3 separate regions of the Homo sapiens genome follow, and regions 1 and 2 are each linked to region 3. A link is an interaction called in ENCODE POLR2A ChIA-PET data of the cell type or tissue named here. Cell type or tissue: HepG2. All regions are shown on one strand. Each heading gives the region's core, and the rest is flanking DNA. Links, peaks and the distances in the headings are about the cores only. Region 1 has its middle 12 kb from the start of CST3. Region 2 holds the start of LOC107985383 (a long non-coding RNA gene). Region 3 has its middle 17 kb from the start of CST9L.

What was found. ChIA-PET counts read pairs that join two places held together with the same protein. Peaks named below come from ENCODE experiments on the same cell type or tissue, not always from the same donor. Only the 100,000 strongest peaks of a DNase experiment are listed, where the experiment ranks them.
Region 1: POLR2A ChIA-PET joins it to region 3 with 5 read pairs; 1 of 35 experiments calls an interaction of 5 or more read pairs at or near these places.
Region 2: POLR2A ChIA-PET joins it to region 3 with 36 read pairs; 1 of 35 experiments calls an interaction of 5 or more read pairs at or near these places.

The regions. Positions count from the first base shown.
Region 1 is chr20:23,647,072-23,653,529 of GRCh38, reverse strand. No RefSeq gene overlaps it. Among named protein-coding and RNA genes, the nearest start is that of CST3, 12 kb to the right of the region's middle. In HepG2, for the core only: no CTCF peak of the experiment used is centred there; a DNase peak (open chromatin) is centred at 3,349.
Region 2 is chr20:23,658,236-23,664,693 of GRCh38, reverse strand. LOC107985383 (a long non-coding RNA gene) reads right to left here and starts at 3,624. Exons shown (of 5, transcript XR_001754712.2): 1 at 3,446-3,624; 2 at 3,044-3,212. In HepG2, for the core only: no CTCF peak of the experiment used is centred there; DNase peaks (open chromatin) are centred at 3,033, 3,663, 4,043, 5,443 and 1 weaker place; H3K4me3 peaks cover 1,974 bases.
Region 3 is chr20:23,582,142-23,588,599 of GRCh38, reverse strand. It overlaps the pseudogene CST9LP2. Among named protein-coding and RNA genes, the nearest start is that of CST9L, 17 kb to the right of the region's middle. In HepG2, for the core only: a CTCF peak has its summit at 3,595 (motif pointing right); DNase peaks (open chromatin) are centred at 1,329, 1,599, 2,019 and 2,499; H3K4me3 peaks cover 1,127 bases.

The sequences.
Region 1 (6,458 bases), core at 424-5,423, 65 kb before region 3:
GCCACAGAGTGGAGGAAGGGTGGCCACCACTGCAGAATAAGAGAGCACAGATGGCAGAGAATGGGTGAGGGCCAAAGGGAAAGTAGAGGGAGGAGAGGCCCACAGTGCCTAAGAAGATCAAATCCTGAAGTGAGGAGTTCGAGACCAGCCTGGCCAACATGGTGAAACCCTGTCTCTAAAATACAAAAATTAGTCGGGTGTGGTGGCAAGCACCTGTTGTCCCAGCTACTTAGGAGGCTGAGGTAGGAGAATCACTTGAACCTGGAAGGTTGCAGTGAGTTGAGATCACCCCATGGCACTCCAGTCTGGGCAGCACAGTGAGACTCCATCTCAAAAAAGATCAAGTTCTCCCTCACCATAGTGCTGGAGGAGCAGCAGCCCTTGGAGTTCAGCTCAGCAGCATGGTCACCATAGGGAGGCAGGGCCTGGGCCTGGGTCGTGTGTGGGGGCCTTGGACTGGCCCAGAGTCAGCTACTGGCTCGCCCCTTCAGGGGCTCCTTCCTGACTCCCCTCCAGGGCTGAGATGCCCAGGCACAAGCTGCCACCAGCCCTCTGAAGGACACAGATCTCAGGCTTCTGACTTTGAACTGTTGCCTGGACCCACTTCCAGCCACCAGCCAGCACAGTTAAAGCCTGTAGACTTTGACAGCTAAAACGGAAGGCTGCCATTTTCCATAAGACCTTCAGGTCTTAAAAAGAGGTGTCCTAACAAAACATGCCCAGAATACCTTATATCTTGCTCAGGAAAAAGGAAGTGCACAAAATATTTTGTAGACAGGGATATACCACCACCTCCCTTGAAGCCCAGTGTTTTGGGACTCTGTGTTAGGAAGGAAGAGCCTTCCCTAACAGCCTGCTGCAGGCTGAATCAAAGAACACATTTAAAAGCCTGGAAGCAACCACAGAACAATAACATACTTGAATGGAGTCATCAGTAGACACTAAAACCACTGGGGGGAGTGACTGGTGCACAGGGTATTTTATAATGTCTCCAAGCATCTCCCCATAGGTCACTTATTAACAATAAGTATGGAGAAACTTATGGAGAAACCTGCAGACACTGCCTTAAATAATAATCAACATCAAGTCACCAGTAACAGGACAAACTCACATCCTGGGCCTCCTGATGTGATGCACTGAGGAGGACACAGCCTCACCCAGGCAAAGCTTCTGTCAAAAGAGTTGGCCTCAAGTCTAATCATCAAGAAACAAAAAGACTCAAATTTATAAGGTTATAAATTATGTAAAATATTATTATAAAAACAACTGTTCTGTATTCCTCAAAAATTGTCAATGACATGGAGGACAAAAACAGGACAACTGTTGTTCCCATGCACGTTCATTAAAGCAACATGATACAAAATGCAAAGTGAGATCCTGGATTTGATCCAGGAGCAGATGGGAAAATGTTGGAATGGATATCTTGGGGATAACTGGATAAATTTTTAAAAGAACTACTATTAGATAATTGTGTATTGGTGTTAAATCTCCTAAATCTGATAATTACGTGACAACAAGTACCAAAAAGCCTTTTCTTCAGAAGAACTTCTTTCTTTTTTATTCTTTTTTTTTTGGGGGGGGGGCGGGGTGGAGTTTCGCTCTTTGTTGCCCAGGCTGGAGTGCAATGGCTCGATCTCGGCTCACTGCAAACTCTGCCTCCTGGGTTCAAGCGATTATCCTGCCTCAGCCTCCTGAGTAGCTGGGATTACAGGTGCCTGCCACTACACCTGGCTAATTTTTTGTATTTTTAGTAGAAATGGGGTTTCACCTTGTTGGCCAGGCTGGTCTTGAACCCCTGACCTCAGGTGATCCATCCACCTTGGCCTCCCAATGTACTGGGATTACAGGCGTGAGCCACTGCACCAAGCTAGAACTTCTTTCTTAGGCAGAAGTATTTAGGGGTAAAAAGCCATAATATCTACAACTTACCCTCTAATACGTATATGTGTGTGTGTGTATATATATGTATATATATATATGTAAAAATATTTATAATATATGTATGTATATATAAAATAGAGAGAAGCAAATGCTAAAGTTGGCATATGGATGTGTATCACTCAGGGTTCAACCTCTCTCTTACGAGGTCTGTAAGTTGGTATATGGTATTAATCTTAAATTAATACCATATACCAACTTACAGACCTCGTAAGAGAGATATATTAAGAGATATACTGGCATATTTCATTTTATTATCCTTTGCTGACATTGCATTTTTTACAAATTGGAAGTTTGTGGCAACCCAGAGAGGAGCAAGTCTATTGGCACCATTTTTCCAAGAGCATGTACTCACTTTATGTGTCTGTGTTACACCTTTGTAATTCTCACAATATTTCAAACATTTTTATCATGATTATATCTGCTATGATGATCTGTGATCAATGATGTTTGATGTTACTATTGTAATTGTTTTGGGGTGCCATGAGCAGCACCCACATAAGACTGCAAACTTAATCTATGTGTGCTGACTGCTCCACTAACCAACCATTCTCCCATCTCTCTCCCTCTCCTCGGGCCTCTCTATTCCCTGAGACACAACAATATTAAAATTGGGCCAATTAGGCTGGGCACAGTGGTTCATGCCTTTAATCATAGCACTTTGGGAGGCCAAGGCGGGCAGATCACTTGAGGTCAGGAGTTCAACACCAGCCTGGCCAACATGGTGAAACCACATCTCTATTAAAAATACAAAAATTAGCCTGGCGTGGTGGCACACACCTGTAATTCCAGTTGCTTGGGAGGCTGAGACAGGAGAATTTCTTGTGCCTGGGAGGCAGAGGTTGCAGGAGTGGAGATCAAGCCATTGCACTCCAGCCTGGGTGACAGAGTGAGACTCCATCTCTGGAAAAAAAAGAAAAAAAGAAAGAAAGAAAAAAAAATAGGCCAATTCATAACCCTACATTGGCCTCTAAGTGTTTAAGTGAAAGGAAGAGTTGCACCATCTCTTCCACCATCTCTCACTTTAAACGAAAATCTAGAACTGATTTAAGCTTTGCAAGGAAGGCATGTTGAAAGCCAAGACAGGCCAAAAGCTATGTCTCTTGTGCCAAAGAGCCTAGTTATGAATAAAAAGCAAAAATTCTTGAAAGCAATTAAAGACGTTACTCCAGTGAACCTGCAAATAGCAAGAAAGTGAAATAGGCCTGGTGCAATGGCTCACACCTGTAATCCCAGCACTTTGGGAGGCTGAGGCAGGAGGATCACTTAAGCCCAGGAGTTCAAGACCAGGCTGGACAACAAAGTGAGACTTTGTCTCTACAAAAAATAAAAACAATTAGCCAGATGCAGTGATGTGCATCTGTAGTCCCAGCAACCCATGAAGCTAAAGCAATAGGATTGAGCTCAGAAGTTCAAGGTTGCAGTGAACTATGATTGCATCACTGCACTCCAGCCTGGGTGACAAAACAAGACCCTGTCTCAAAAAAAAGTGAAATAACCTTATTGCTGATATGGAGAAAGTATGAATGGTCTGAATAGAAGATCAAACCAACCACAGCATTCCCTTTAGCCAAAGCCTAATTTAGAACAAGAACCTAACTCTCTTCTATGAAGGCTGGAAGAGGTTATAAAGCTGCAGAAGTTTGAAGCTAGCAGAGATTGGCTTATGACATTTAAGAAAGGAAGCCATCTCCATAACGTAAAAGTGCAAGGTGAAGCAGCAAGTGCTGATGTAGAAGCTGCAGCAAGCTATCCAGAAGATCTAGCTAAGATCATTGATGAAGTTGCCTACACTAAACAACAGATTTTCAATGTCGAAGAAATAGCCTTCTATTGAAAGAAGTTACCACCTTCTTTTGTAGCTAGAGAGGAAAAGTCAAAGCCTGTTTTCAAAACTTCAAAGGACAGGCTGACTCTCTTGTTAGGAGCTAATGCAGCTGGTGACTTTAAGTTGAAGCCAATGTTCATTTACCGTTTCAAAAATCCTACAACCCTTACTAATTATGATAAATCTGTGCTCTACAGATAAAACAAAGATAGCATTTCTGTTCACAGCATAGTTTACTGAGTATTTTAAGCCCAATTTTGAGGCCTACTGCTCAGAAAAAAAAAAAATCCTTAAAAAAAATCACTGCTCATTGACAATGCACCTGGTTACGCAAGAGCTCTGATGGAGATGTGCAAGGAGATTAATTTTGTTTTCATGCTTGCTATCACAAAATCCACTCTGCAGCCCATAGATCCTGGAGTAATTTTGATTTTCATGTTTTATTATTTAAGAGATCCATTTAATATGGCTACAGCTGGCATAGATAGTGATTCCTCTGATGGATCAAGGAAAAGTGCATTGAAACCTTCTGGAAAGGATTATCCATTCTAAATGCTATTAAGAACATTTGCAATTTATGGGAGGAGGTCAAAATATCAACATTAGCAGAAGTTTGGAAAAAGTTGATTACAGCACTCATAAATTACTTTGGGGGACTCAAGACTTTAGCAGAGGAAGTAATTGCAGATATGGTAGAAAGAGAAAGAGAACAATAATTACAAGTGGACAATTAATAATTGCAAAGACATGGAACTAACCTAAGTACCCATTGATCAACGAGTGGATAAAGAAAATGTGGTACCATAGAATACTACTCAGCCATAAAAAAGAATGAAATCATGTCTTTTGCAGCAACTTTGATGGAGCTGGAGGCCATTATGCTAAGTGAAGTAAGTTAGGAAAAGAAAACCAAATACTGCATGTTCTAACTCATAAATGGAAGCTAAGCTATGGGTATGTAAAAGCATAAGGAGTGATATGATGGATTTTGGAGACTCAGAAATGGGAGGCTGGGATGGGGGGTGAAGGATAAAAAACTACGTATTGGGTACAATGTACACTACTCAGGTGATGGGTGCACTAAAATCTCAGAATTCACCCTATATAATTCATCCAGGAACTGTTTTATTACTATATTACTACATAATTCATCCATCCACTCATTCAACCAAAAACCTATTGTATTCCAAAAGCTATTGAAATAATAATGCAAATAAATAAAAACTTATTGAAAAGTAGAGCCGAAGATGGGACTGGATTGCTGCAATCGTATGATAACACTTGAACAGATGAGGAGCTGCTTCTTGTGGATGAGCAAAGAGAGCCGTTTTTTGAGATGGAATCGACTCCTGTTGAAGATGTTGTGAAAATTGTTGAAATGACAACAAAGGATTTAAACTATTATGTAAACTTAGATGATAAAGCAGTGACAAGGTTTGAGAGGACTGACTCCAATTTTGGAAGAAGTTCTATTGTGGGTAAAATGCTATCAAACAGCATCTCATGCTACAGAGAAATCTCTCTTTTTTTTTTTTTTTTTTTTTTTGAGACGGAGTCTCATTCTGTCACCCAGGCAGGAGTGCAGTGGCATGATCTCGGCTCACTGCAACCTCCGCCTCCCAGGTTCAAGTGATTCTCCTGCCTCGGCCTCCCAAGTAGCTGGGACTACAGGCCTGTGCCATCACGCCTGGCTAATTTTTTTTTTTTTTTTTTGTATTTTTAATAGAGACAGGGTTTTGCCATGCCACGTTGACCAGGCTGGTCTTGAAATCCTAACCTCAAGTGAGCCGCACCCCCTCAGCCTCCCAAAGTGCTGGGATTACAGGCATGACCCACCGTGCCGGGCCTACAGAGAAGTCTTTGGTGAAAGGGAGAGTCAATCAATGTGCCAAACTTCATTGTTGTCTTATCTTAAGAAATTGCCACAGCCACCCCAACCTTTACAACCACCACTCTGATCAACTAGCAGCCATTGGATTGAAGGAAGACTGTCCACCAGCAGAAAGATTTTAACTCACTGAAGGCTCAGATGATTTTTAGCATTTTTTACCAATAAAGTATTTTTAAACAAAGGTATATATATTGTTTTTAGATATAATGTTATTTCAAACTTAATAGACTACAGTATAGTGTAAACATAACTTTTACATGTACTTGAAATGAAAAAGTATGTGTGACTCACTTTATTGCAAAATTCACTTTACTGTGGTGGTCTGAAACAGAACCCGCAATATCTCCAAGGCATGCCTTGTTGTAAGCCATCGGCTTATGCAGTGGTGGTAGCTGGCAGGAACAAAAAAGGTAGATCCTCAGGAAGGGCAGCTGGGGCTCTCAGATACAAACTGACACTGCTGTCCACAGTCACAATTTCTTCCTCCTCAGGGAAACTGAGTTCTGTTTTTAGGGCCTTTGGACTGATTGCATCAAGTCCACCCAGGTCATCTAGAATAATCTCCCTTCCTTAAACTCAACTGATTGTTAACTTTAATCACTTCTGCAAACTACTTTGACAACAACACTTACATTAGTGTTTGACTGAAAACCTGGGGACTATAGTCTACCCAAGATGACAAATAAAACTGACCATCTCTTTTTGCAACTTTTCTGTAAATTGGAAATCTTTCAAAATACAGTCTTGGGGCCAGGCATGGTGGTTCGCACCTGTAATCCCAGCAATTTGGGAGGCTGAGAC
Region 2 (6,458 bases), core at 610-5,609, 76 kb before region 3:
ATCATAATAACAATTGATTCGAAGAGGAATTATTATTGTATGCTAAAGCTAGAAAGCAAAAGTGAAAACTTTATAAGTAAGACATAAATACATATTTCAAAGTATTGCTCAGTGAAATAATTCCTAATTATAAAGGAGAGAAGAGTAAACCATACTGTGGAGAGATCTGTCAGATACCATCTGAACCTAGAGATCAAAGTTAGTGTCTGTCAGCCATGGGACAGCGATGTTATGGCCTCCTGGTAGGAGGTACTGAGGGACACAAGATCACATCTACAATTCTTCTCTGAAAATCTGCATAGCCTGAATCTCATCCATTGACAAAGCCCAGTTGAGGACATTCCATGAAATCGCCAGTTATCTTCAAAAATGACAAGATTACAAAGATAAGAAAGACTGAGAAACGGTTTCAGATCAGAGGAGACTGAGGCGGCCTGACAATGACACACAGTTGATGAATTGCATGGATGACAGATTAGACGACAATGTGGACCCATGCTAGTGCTGTGATTCCTCTCACTGCACTGAGGCTGTGCTGGAGAATGTCCTTGGCCTTAGGGGACACAGATGAGAATGTCTAGGGACAAAAGGAGTCACACCTGCAGCTTGCTCTGAAATGGCTCAGGAAAAGCTGTAACAGTGCATACACATATAGAAAGAGGGAAAAGCGCGCGAGACACAATGTGAGGAGTGGGAGGGTCTGGGTGTGTACAGGAGCTCTTTATATTACTCTTGCTGCTTTTTGTAAGTTTGAAGTCACTTCAAAACTACAATAAAAAAGTTTATTATTACTTCTTTTCTAATAAATATAGAAAAATAAAATTGCTTCATTTTTTCTATATTTATTAATGGCATTCTTTTTACTCCAAGGAAGAACTTTTCTCCTTTATCTGTATCTATCTTTCCATCTCTCTATTTGTTAATCATCTATTTATCCACAGATCTAGAAGATTCATGGTTTCTTATTTTATTCAATGAATTGTAATCTATTACTATCATTTATTTGAATGTTTAAATTTTCTCAGAGTTGACTAGTAGAGCCCCTTTAAGCTGCTTCCTGTGTCCTCCTGACATACTTCCATCATCTTTTTATCTTTTACAAAAAATTAAAAATTAAAAATACAGCAAAGTGCTGCCTCAGCACTGAGACCCCAGCCCCACCCAGCACACACAGGCCTGTGTGCTCAGCTTGTTGGAAAGTCCCGGCTCATGCTTCCCATCCTAGCATGGACTTCCAGCCAAGCCACAGTACCATGAAGCTACAGGCCAGCTGGTTACTACGGATGTGTTTCACCAGCGTCCACACCCTGTACTGTTCCTTGGAGCAGAGAAACGGGGTGTGAGACGGCAGGGACTAGGGCACTGAAGAGAATGCATGGGCAGAGACTGAGGAAGGAGCTCCCTCTGCTTCCCCCAGATGTGTTGCCTCACAAGGGACAGCCACGTTCCCCACCACTCACTCTACCTGCACCTCCCTCTGCAGCACAGGGGGGTCACTACTGTTTCACAGCCTCCTTCTTCTGTTTCCTCCTGGGTTTTCACCATAAGCCCCCTCTCCCACATGCACACCCCCACCAGGATGGGCCTGTGAGTCTGGTACCACATTGCCAGCAATGGATAGAGGTGGGAATGGAGGTAGAAAGGGGTAAGTTCTTCATCCAGAGTAACACAGTAATCAACAGATCACAAACTATAGGCCTAAAAAGGACTCTCGGAAGCCATGGCCTTTGACCTGCTCATTTTATAGAGAAGAAAGAGAGAGGTCCTGAAAAGGGAGCTGTCCACACTTGGAGGACTCCTGAGAAGCCAACACTTCCCAGAAAAATCCCAGGATGGAACAAAGGAGACAGAGAAAAGTCAGCCTAGGTAGTAGTTCAGCCAACCACTGCCAGCACGAAATCCACCTGCTTCCTGGGCGCATATATGCCATGTCACAACAGTGTTTTTCCAAGATTCATGGGGGTGTGACAAGATGGATGGACAGCTGGCTCCCTCGCTGGAACTAAAGTATACATCCATGCCCTGTGCCATGCAGCTAGCAGCGCCTCTTTCCAGAAAATGCAGAGTAGACCCCCATTGCCATTGTGCATGGTCATGGGTCTTGCTTGGCCTATAGGATGTTAACACATGGGACAAGCGCAGAGACCTTAACCCTGCGTGTGTGAGAGGCTGGTCCTCCTGCTCCCGTCTGAGCCTCCATGAGAAGAACCTGGCCCAGACAGGCACCACCCCTTCAGCATGGACCCCAGCATGAAGACACAAGCCAAGCCAGCACCAGACCCACTGACCCCCAGCCCATGTGCAGGCGGCAGAGCATGACAGGTATAGCTTGTTGCTGTCAGCCCCCGAGATGCTAAGGTTTTTCCTAGGGAACAGCAGCTGACTAATGCATGAGTTATCCCATTTTCCATGGTGCATCTTCTCCACTCTTATTCCAAGTGAACCCTTGGCTGCCCCCATAACAATCTGTGTTCCGTAACAAGTACTAAAGATGGTTGTTACAAGGACTAGAAACAAGAGCTTTAAATATTTCCTTCTGGTCCTTCGCGGTGGCTCACGCCTGTAATCCCAGCACTTTGGGAGGCAGAGGTGGAAGAATGGCTTGAGCCCAGGAGTTTGAGATCAGCCTGGGCAACATAGCAAGACATTGTTTCTACTAAAAATTTAAAAAATTAGTGCAGCATGGTAGTGCACACCTCTAGTTCCAGCTACTAGAAAGGCTGAGGTGGGAGGATCACTTAAGTCTGGGAGGTCAAAGCTGCAGTGAGACGTGATTGTGCCACTGCACTGCAGCCCAGGAGGCAGAGCGAGCCCCTGTCTCCAAATAAATAAATAGTCTCCTTTTGGCAAATCCTAACAGCTACCCATCTCTCGGATTCAGAGGACAGCATTTAACTCTCTTCAGGCAGATGAATACCTGTGCTTTTGTCCTCTGTCTGCTATCCTCAGCCCTCCGCTTCCTCAGCTCTGCTCATCAAACACTCTTTGTTTTATGAATGATGTATTGCCCAATTCTAGCCTCTAAACCAAAGCCAATAAAGACCTTTAAACGGGATGTGTTGTAATCTTTTCTTCTGACACCTTGTAGGTATGGATATGACTTGGGGACTTTGTCCAAGGTCTCCAGCACACACAGGGAGCTATTGTCCTCACATATCCCAAGAGACTTCTGGTGTTGCTTTAAGTGGACTATTTTATTCTCTTCAGAGGACCTAAGCATTTAGGAGAAACAAGATGGGGAAAAGAAGGTGAGTTCAAAATTAAAACCAAGAAAAAAAGTTGATTTTTACCATGACCGCAAACACAAGAATCCCACAGCAGGGCTGTTGCAGAGGAGTGTTTAAAGTCCCCATTTAAAATCATATAATGTGTAAACCAGATCAGAGATAACTGAAATTAAAATGAAATTGCAAATCAGAAGTACACCCTTCTCAGCTCTACTTACTTCCTTCTCTGGGCCTCCAGTGTCCAATGTCATTGGAGGGTCCCTCCACAATTGCAACTGTCCGGGATGAACAGAGATGGGCAGGAGACTCGCTTCCCACGGTTCCAATGCCTGAGAGACCACAGAAAAATAGCCAGAGCAGTGTGGGCTATGTGAGGTGTGCAAAACCTATCAGGCCCAGAGAGACGTGAGTGTGGGACTTTAGTCATGTCCTTCCTACGCATGGCTGGGGGCAATTGTTTAAAGGCATTCTATTCCTGATGACCTGTCTCACCCATTATCTTCCCCATCCTGGAAAAATGTATAGCCAATTTACAGCATATGTTATCTTAATGTAAATTCTTGGTAAACAATTTAGAAATGGCCTTTTTTTCTTTAAAAACTCACTTGCAACTGCTGCTAATTGGAGCATATCTTCAGGGCAACTTTAATCTATGCAACCAAGTTGCAGTTTTTACATTTGGGCCATATAACCATTCTACTTGTATTAATTTTGCCTGAGTTTTTTCTTTTCCATCCCCACCTTTGGCTTGTCAGGGGTGATGTAATCATAACTCTCCGTGAGGCTGAGCCACAGCTGGAGTCGAATTTGATCACGTGGAAGGATCAAGTTCTGGGTTCATATCAGGTCTCAGGGCAGCCAATTCTAAGAAGTCCTGAATTCCGGAGGCCCTGTGAAGCCTCTTTCCATCCAGCTCGCAATGGAGACAAATCTCAAAGCTTCCATAGTTTTCCTAAGCCCTTATCTTGTTCAGTTTCTTCATTCCCACAATCCAAGCTCGTCTGAGGACTTGCTTTGCCCAAGCCTAAGATTCAGACGTTTATATAAGGACAGGCAGGAAGCCAGAGGCCAGAGAATGGAGGAGGGCAGGCCAGGTGGAAAAGGCCATGTAAAAGTGGCCTCTCCCCCAGCTGGGGGCACAGCCCACACTGAGAAAGCCCAGCCCAGCTGGACTTTTATGAGGGTATGTATGTCTCTGTGTGTGTATGAGTATGTCTGTGTGTGTGTCTGTGTGTGTGTGTTTATGTGTATATGTGCATATGTGTATGTATGTCTGTATGTGTGTATGCCTGTGTGTGTATGAGTGTGTGTATATGTATGTGTCTGTATCTGTGGGTCTGTGTGTGTATGTGTGTGCACGTGTGTATGTATGTGTATGTGTGTGTGTGTGTGTGCATGTGTATACATATGTGTGTGTGAATGTGTCTATATATGTGTGTGTTTGTATGTCTGTGTGTAGATGAGTGTATGAGTGTATGTGTGCATGTGTGTGTGTGTATGTATTTGTGTGTATGTCTGTATGTGTATGTCTATGTGTGTGTGATGGTTAATATTGAGTGTCAACTTGATTGGATTGAAGGATGCAAAGTACTGTTCTTGGGTGTGTCTGTAAGGGTGTTGCCAAAGGAGATTAACATTTCAGTGGGTGGACTGGGAAAGGCAGACCCACCCTTAATCTGGGTGGGCACCATCTAATCAGCTGCCAGCGAGACCAGAATAAAAGCAGGCAGAAGAATGTGGAAAGACTAGACTGACTTAGCCTCCTGGCCTACATCTTTCTCCTGTGCTGGATGTTTCCTGCCCTCAAACATCGGACCCAAAGTTCTTCAGCTTTGGGACCCTTGGACCTTTGGCCACAGACTTAAGTCTGCAGTCGGCTCCCCTACTTTTGAGGTTTTGGGACTCAAACTGGCTTCCTTACTCCTCAACTTGCAGATGGCCTATTGTGGGACCTCGCCTTGTGATCGTGTGAGTCAATTCTCCTTAATAAACTCCCCTTTAGATACACATCTAGCCTATTAGTTCTGTCCCTCTAGAGAACCCTAATACAGTGTGTATGTATGTGGTTTGTGTATGCGTGTATATACGTGTATGTGTGTGTCTGTGTGTATGTCTGTGTGTGTGTGTGTCTGTGTGTGTGTCTGTGTGTGGCAGGCCAGGTCTCACTAACGGCTGAACAGGCAGGCCTCTGTAACAACTGTTTCAGCACTGACTAAGTGGTTAAGTTAAATATTAAAAGCCTAGAGAGCCAGTCCCCTTATACAAAGGCTGGAATGTAACAAAAGCCCAAGAGTTTTGCCCAGGCCTTTCCTGGGCCTTGAAGTATGACAAGATAACGAAGGAATTCTCAACAGGACCCATTTAAGATTAAACAAGTTTTTACTGGGGTCTGAAGAAACTCCGCAGACCTCCACAAACAAGTTTGCTGGGGTCTGAAGGAACTCCCCAAACCTCCATGATTTAGCAGGAGATAAAATAAGGGTAATCACCCCAGCACCTGGACCCAGCTAGATTAAGTAAATTTACTGAGGCGCCAAAGGAAGGTCTTCAGGACTCAGACCTCAGTTATAGATTAGAAGAAGTTAATCACTTATGTCTTTAAGTGATTGCACACTTACATGTAGACATACAGCTTAGAAGTTATATAAGCTCTGGAAAACTTTGTGATTTTGAGTTGGTCTGGCGATATTTTCCTTGCCTTCTTTCTCCCCGTACCTGGTTACAGAAATAAACTCTATTCTTTCTCAGTTCATCTGCATCTCGTTATTGGGCTGAGAGAATAAGTAGCTCCACCCTTGGCTTGACCTGGAAACGTGTGTGTGTGTGTGTGTGTGTGTGTGTGCATATGTCTGTGTGTATGTGTCTGTGTGTATATGTGTATGTGTCTGTGTGTCTCTCTGTGTGTGTGTGGCCTTAACTCCATGCCCAAACACCATTTCCTAAACTACTAACTCTAACAGGGCTGTAGGAAGTTCCAGAAATTCCTTCAATTACTCATCAAGCAATGGAGCCATTTTGTGTTGTATTCTGGCATTAAAGGTGTTAGCCTCTTAATTTTTATTTTTACACAACTAAGTTCCAGGTAAAATTTTTATTTTCACACAAGTTCCAGTAAGTGGTAATTAACTGTTCGCCTTCATGACAAGATCATTTGGCCCACGCTGCTTGTACTATTAATGCAATCCTTGCACCAAAGTGATGAGTTGGAAAGGTAAAACTTGCAATAAGTGC
Region 3 (6,458 bases), core at 576-5,575:
TGCGATTCCCTGATTCTTCACTATAAAAATTCCAGAAAGAGAAGTGACCAGGAGGCCAACTTCAGGAGTAGGAATTGATGGTAAGTGTGAGAGAGGAGAGATCTTTCCAAAGCAACAGAGCCCTCAATGCTAGCCCTGTCTGCATGCAAAATCCAAGCACGCAGTTCAAGTCATGCACTGCTTTGAACCCTGGAGATATATTTGTAGCCAGGAAAAATCCTATATTTCGTGAATATTCCTTTCTAGGAGGTATAGAAAACTGTTAAAAGACCCACACATGTAACTTGAGTCAGGCAGGAATTAGTGCATCCTCCCAAGGGCCAGTGCCTTGGAGTGGGCTCCTCTCCCCTTGCTTCATGAAGGAGGGAGCCAGGACAACCCCCACAGTGGGCTCACTCCCCATGAGACCCTGTCCTGGGAGCTGCCTCAGAAATAGTTCTTGAATGAAATGAGTGGGGTGGATTGTTTGGAAGACACTTGTTGGAATCACTGTGGATAAAGCACCTCCTCTGAGCTTCCTTCTGCTGATGGAGTCAGGGTCAAGAGAAGGACCAAGGGTGGGAGCAGACAGGGGAGGTGGTGGGAGGGTCTCAGAGGAAAATCTGCTCAAGTCTGGAGCAAGGCACGGCAGGGCTGTGTGGGTTCCAGAGGCCAGATGGGACAAAGTGCAGCAGCTGTGCCTACCTCAGTGCTGGCAGGCCGCAGGGAGGTCTCCAGGCCTGGCTCTCCCCTCTGCTTTGCCTGAACGCCTATGATCGAGGGGCCACCCTCCCAGCACATCTATGGAGGACAAGTCCCAAGACGATGGTCCAAACGCACCACAGGTCTTGTGTTGGGTCCCCCCAGGCTGACCCTGAAACACAGACTGGTGGGTGCAGGTAGTTTATTTGGAGGTGATCCCAGGGGACACATGTGAGAAAGGGAGACAGAGAAGGGGAAACGCAAGGTGTCTGTTATCAATGGGTCACACTGGGGCCGGGGGTGTTTATTCTGCTGGGGAGCTCTGAGAACCATGTGACATGCACCTCTGAATTGGATGCCCAGAGGCTGGGAGACTGGGACATTCACCTGCCTCCCTCCTGAAGAAGGAGTGTGACTCTCAGACTTGACCTTTCCCACACCACAGGGGTGTACCTGCTCTGCTGGAGGAGCTCCAATTACACGGAGAAAGCCACTAGCCAATCTGGGCACGTCGCAGGTGCATGAGTTGGGAGCTACCCATGTACTGGTACTTGGGATACCAGCGGCAGCTGCACTCAGAAGGCCTGTTAGGTCAGGGGTTGGCAACCATGACCCGAGGGCCAAAAGCAGCCCAGTCTGCTTGTCTCCATGTGTAGACAAAGTCTTGTTGGGACACGACTGCTCTTATTTGTTTATGCACTGTCTATGCTTCTTTCAACATACAAAGGCAGTGCTGGGTAGCTGAGAAAGTGACTATAAGCCTACAAAGACCAAAATAGTTACTCCTTAAATTTTTACAGAGAATGCATGCCGAAGCCTGATCTGGGAGATGTGGACAGGGTGTCCACAGCTGCTGGCTATTCTCAGCTAACACATTAGGTATACATGCACTCTGAGCATTAGTGCAAATGTCACATGGGCTGTGTGGGATTCCCGAGTCCCTGTCCTGCTCCATGTGCACATCCCGTGCGCTGGGAGGCCACCCTCACTGCCCCTCTGCAGCCTGCAAGGGGCCCTGAGATGGCGGCTCAGACGCACCTTAGCTGTGCCTCTGGAAGCCACTCAGGAGGCCCAACAGGGAATAAAAACTTACCCCTGAGAGCCCACGAGGCTGCCCTGCTGAGAATAACTCCATCAACTGCCCAGGCCCCTCTCTCCAGGACACTAGCACACAAAGCTTCTGGAAATGCTGATGTTTAATGACCTATATTCTACATGAGGAACCTGGAGAAGTGTGGAATTTACTTTGACAGCATCTGCATGCCCCGTCATGAATCCAAGGGAATTGTAAATTGAAAAGAACAAACAAATATGGAGCTGGTCAGCTACAGCAGAGCCACCTTTGGAGAACTGCCAGTGTCCACAGAGGTGAGGGCAGCCTGAGCCTGGGCCTGTGGGTGAGAAGCAATCAGGGGAACCCCTCTGAGCAGGTCTTGTTCAGGAGCTCACACTGCATTACCCAGGGCTGGGTCCTAAAAGTGAAGAAGCAGGTGAGCATCTGGGAGGGAAAGCATGGGCGAGGCACTGGGGACAGGGGGCTCAGGAAGCTCATGGCTCCCACTCTGAGCAAAGGATCAATATCCACCTTGCACATTTCCCAAGCTGTCAGTTGAATGCGGCTCTCATCCTCATGTGGGGCCATCCAGCCCCACTCCTGGGACATTTCTTAGCTGCTTCCAGATCTGGGGCTCCCTCTTCACTCAAGGTAACCTGTGTTAGGACCCACTTCCCAGACAGTGGCCTCCTGGGACTCCACAGGCTGGCCTGTGTGATTCATACCCCCAAGAGCACAAAAGTCACTTTGTCTCCCCAGAGCTGCTCTCAGATGTAGGCCAATGTTTAACCTATTAGTTAATCCTTTGATGAGGGGGCCCACCTGTCCTAGGTAGGCTGTCCCCAGAGCTGGGCTTCCCCTTGTCCCCTGTCCCTATCCTCTGGAGCAGGCATTACAGCTCAGCAGGGGCCAGGGCAGGACGAGGGAGGGAGGGCAGTGGGGTCCCTCCTCAGCCTCCACCTGCCTCAGGCTCTGGATTAGGGGAGGGGGACCCTGAGAACTGCACACTCAGAAAGAGGTGATATTGGATCCCCACCACGCTCTTTCTTCAGAAGGCAGACGAAGACTGGGGAGGAAGACCAGAGAGGAAACAGCCTCTACTCAGGCTTAGGAGACTGGGACCCCAGGCGGACAAGAGCAGTCTGAAGGCCATGTGCCCTGGGTACAGGCCACTGCAGTGGCATGACAGGGCAGAGTCAGGAAACTCAGATTGGCCGGGAGCCTACAAGTGGACCCGTGGCTGCCTTCCCCTCTGCACTCCCCACTAAGGCAAAAGCAGGGCAGCCTGGTAGAGGCTGCTGCAGGCTAACTCCTCTAAGTCTCTTTGTCAGCTGCACCTGTGCCCATACCACACCCTATGTGGCATCCACAGCTGTGTCCAGGAGGGAAGATGTTGCCCTGTCTTACATCGTTCAGCTCTGTGCTTTCTTGGAAAGGGCAGTTATCAATGTTGTCTTCAAATTTCCCACACCTAGTTCTCCCCAGCAGTAGCTCCATTGAGAATACGGTCTTGGACTCTATCTAATGTACAGAGAGATTACAGTGAACACGCCCCTCTTTCTGCACCTAAATACCTGAAAGTGAAGATGCTGTCATTGTAGGGAGAGGCCCAAACATGCTACTGCATTAGGGAGCTCACTCATGGGCCTGGCATCAGTTCACTGGAGGTAAAATCTGGGGAACCTTCTCCAGATTAAGGAATTAAGAGCAAAGAGCAGGTGTGTATGGTGGGTCCTGGGGCAGACACAGGCTGAGTCAGACCCCACTAATGTATCCCCTGTCTCCAGCTTCACCTCCACCTCTCCCACGATGAGACACAGCTTCACTCTCAGCAGGCATCTGATCCTGCAACTGCATTCCCAGAGGATGGCGCCACATGCCCGGGAGGGTGTTGGATCTCCAAGAGTTTTCAGGGTAACCTCAGCCCTGGGACAGAGGGAGCCTCATCTACAGCATATTGTCAAAACTTTCACCTGACCTCCAGCAAGAAAAATGACACACAGTGCTCCCATTACACACAGGCACACATCCTTGGGACAATGGCTTCAAGAAATAACATCTGCCCCATTGCAAAATGCACTTTGAAATTTTCCTTGCTCTTCTTTCCACTCAATTCTATTTCTTTCCATTCCATATCCTCCTTCCTCATTCATACATTCTTATCAAACCCCACACTGACTCAGGGACTGCCAGATTCAGGAAGCCACGTGGAAGGCTCCAGCCCAGAGAGCAGGGGGCAGAGAACCAGCCAGGGCATTGCACAGAGTCTTTCCAGAGGCTTAAGCTCTGTGCAGGGTTGGAGTCCCTCTGCCCTTCTTGCAGGATCTTAGTGCTGAAGGAGGAAGAGCAATCCGACTTCTCCCTCCTAACCAAAAGTGCTCCATTGGGAGATCATTTTCATTGTCCATACCTGCAGCCCAGATAAACAGTGCATTCCTGATTGCATTCTGTAGTGACTTGATTAAAAGAAAATCATTTAGGATTGAAAGCTGTGGTCTGAGAAAGAGTGTAAAAAACCCTTCAGTTCATTAAGTGCAGACCCACCAAGGAGCTCAGAGCAGGTGGAAATCAGAGAAGAGGAACTGACCGCACAGCAGCCTCTCAGGACTGATGGGGGTTCCTTATTGCTTCTGAATCTGCATCTCTCACTCTCTCTCTCACTCTGTCTCCAGTTTTCCCATTTTTCTAAGTATCTGTTGTCATTTTATGTCTTTGACATAAAATTTGAAGTACTTCTCAATCTGTCTTTATGGACATTTTTAGTCCATATATTTTTTTTAACTCAGTAGCTTCATCTCTTTAGTAGTCCTTATTTTGAAGTCATTCTTCAGTTGAATGTCATAGAAAAGATGAAGATTGAAAAAATGTTTTAAGCACTATTAATTAGATTTGAATAAGTTCTTAGATGTTTCAAAGTAAAATGTTTTCTAAAAACTTAAAATTACTAAACTAGATATTATACCTTACTATACTATAGACCTCAAATTTTACCTTGTTATGGACTACAAATGATAAACCAGGACTCCTTAATTAGACACCACACCCCTATCCATTATTGGTAGCAAGTAAGGGAGGGCTGGGAAGGAAAGGATGTGGTTACCAACCTTCTTCCTCTAGGAACTCAGAACATGCACCAGCTTGTAGGCATATGAGTCCATGCTCTGCAGGTGGAATGTGTGTGACACACACATTCCACCATGGCAGGGAAGTATTCAGCCATGAGTATTTGGTCTACATTGTTCTTGTGTTTTTTGGCAGAGTCAGGAAAGAAGAGAGAGGAAAGGAAAAAGAGATAAAGAAATAAAAATATTAGTAATGAAAAAGGGCAGACCTCTAGAGACATAGAATATAAATTAATATGCATATGAAAACACCATGCACAGAAAATACATTTTAGACTAAACCTCCAATCATGATACATAAAATAATAAACTGATAAATTATTTCTTATCAAAATTAAAAGCTTTTGCTCAGTGAAAACCCATGTGAGGAGGATGGAAAGACAAACTACAGAGTGGGAGAAAATATTTGCAAATCATATATCCATCAGACAACTAGTATCTAGTATATGTAATAAACTCTCAAAACTCAACAGTAAAAAAGTTGGTTGTGGCACATGTTCTCATTCACAAGTAGGAATTGAACAATGAGAACACATGGACACAGGGAGAGGAACATCACACACCAGGGCCAGTCAGGGGGTGGGGGGCAAGGGGAGGGAGAACATTAGGACAAATACCTAATGCATGCAGGGTTTAAAACCTAGATGACGAGTTGATGGGTGCAGCAAACCACCATGGTACATGTATATCTGTGTAACAAAACTGTATGTTCTGCACGTGTATCACAGGACGTAAAGCATAATAAATAAATAAGAAAAACCAAATCCTGATTTTGAGATCTATCCATATTGTTACTTATAAACCTAATAAATTTATTTAAACAGCTAAAACAAAATCTGTGATGGATCATCATGGCAGACAGGAGACAGGACTAGATTACAGCTCTGAACAGAGCAGCGTGTGGAAGCTCACGCTGTGAATTCTAGCTCCAGATTGACTGCAAGAACAATCCAGCAATCCCAAGAGGATCCACAGACCCTCTCAAAGAAGCAAATTGCTCCTGCAGGACCCAGGAGACACCTCAAATACTATGAGTGCTCCAACTGCAAAAGTGGGAAAGGGAAACCCTCCTCTCTTGAACTCACACCCCCAATGGAGAAACTGAAGGTCTGTTGGTGAGATAAGTTTCCTACCTTACCTGGGGCTGAGTCAATTTAGAGAGCAGAGTGAAATACAGGGGTAGAGGAAGCAGCAGAAAGACCCTGGGAGCTTGTTGGGCCCCCCAAGTAGGACATTCCTGCCTGACACCACAGGGATCCACTGGGAAGACTGCCAGAAGAGTGGTGGGGCAAGACTCCATAGGAAGAAGGAAATCTCTAGCTGAACTGTGTAACAATTTGAATGGGTGAGAAGCCTCCTGGCCAGAACTCAGGAAAGGGTGCAAATCCGGTGTGTAGACTCCACAGGCAAGGGAAGAACCAAGCCCTTTTCTTTCACAGCCTGGAGGTGAGTAGCCTGGGGCAAGTTCTCAAGCTCATTTTGCCCACCACCTAGAAACAGACTTGGGGCTATTGTGGGGGTTACAGTGGGAGTGAGACCAGCCCTTCAGTTTGCGTGGGAGCTGGGTGAGGCCTGTGACTGCCGGCTTTCCCCCACTTCCC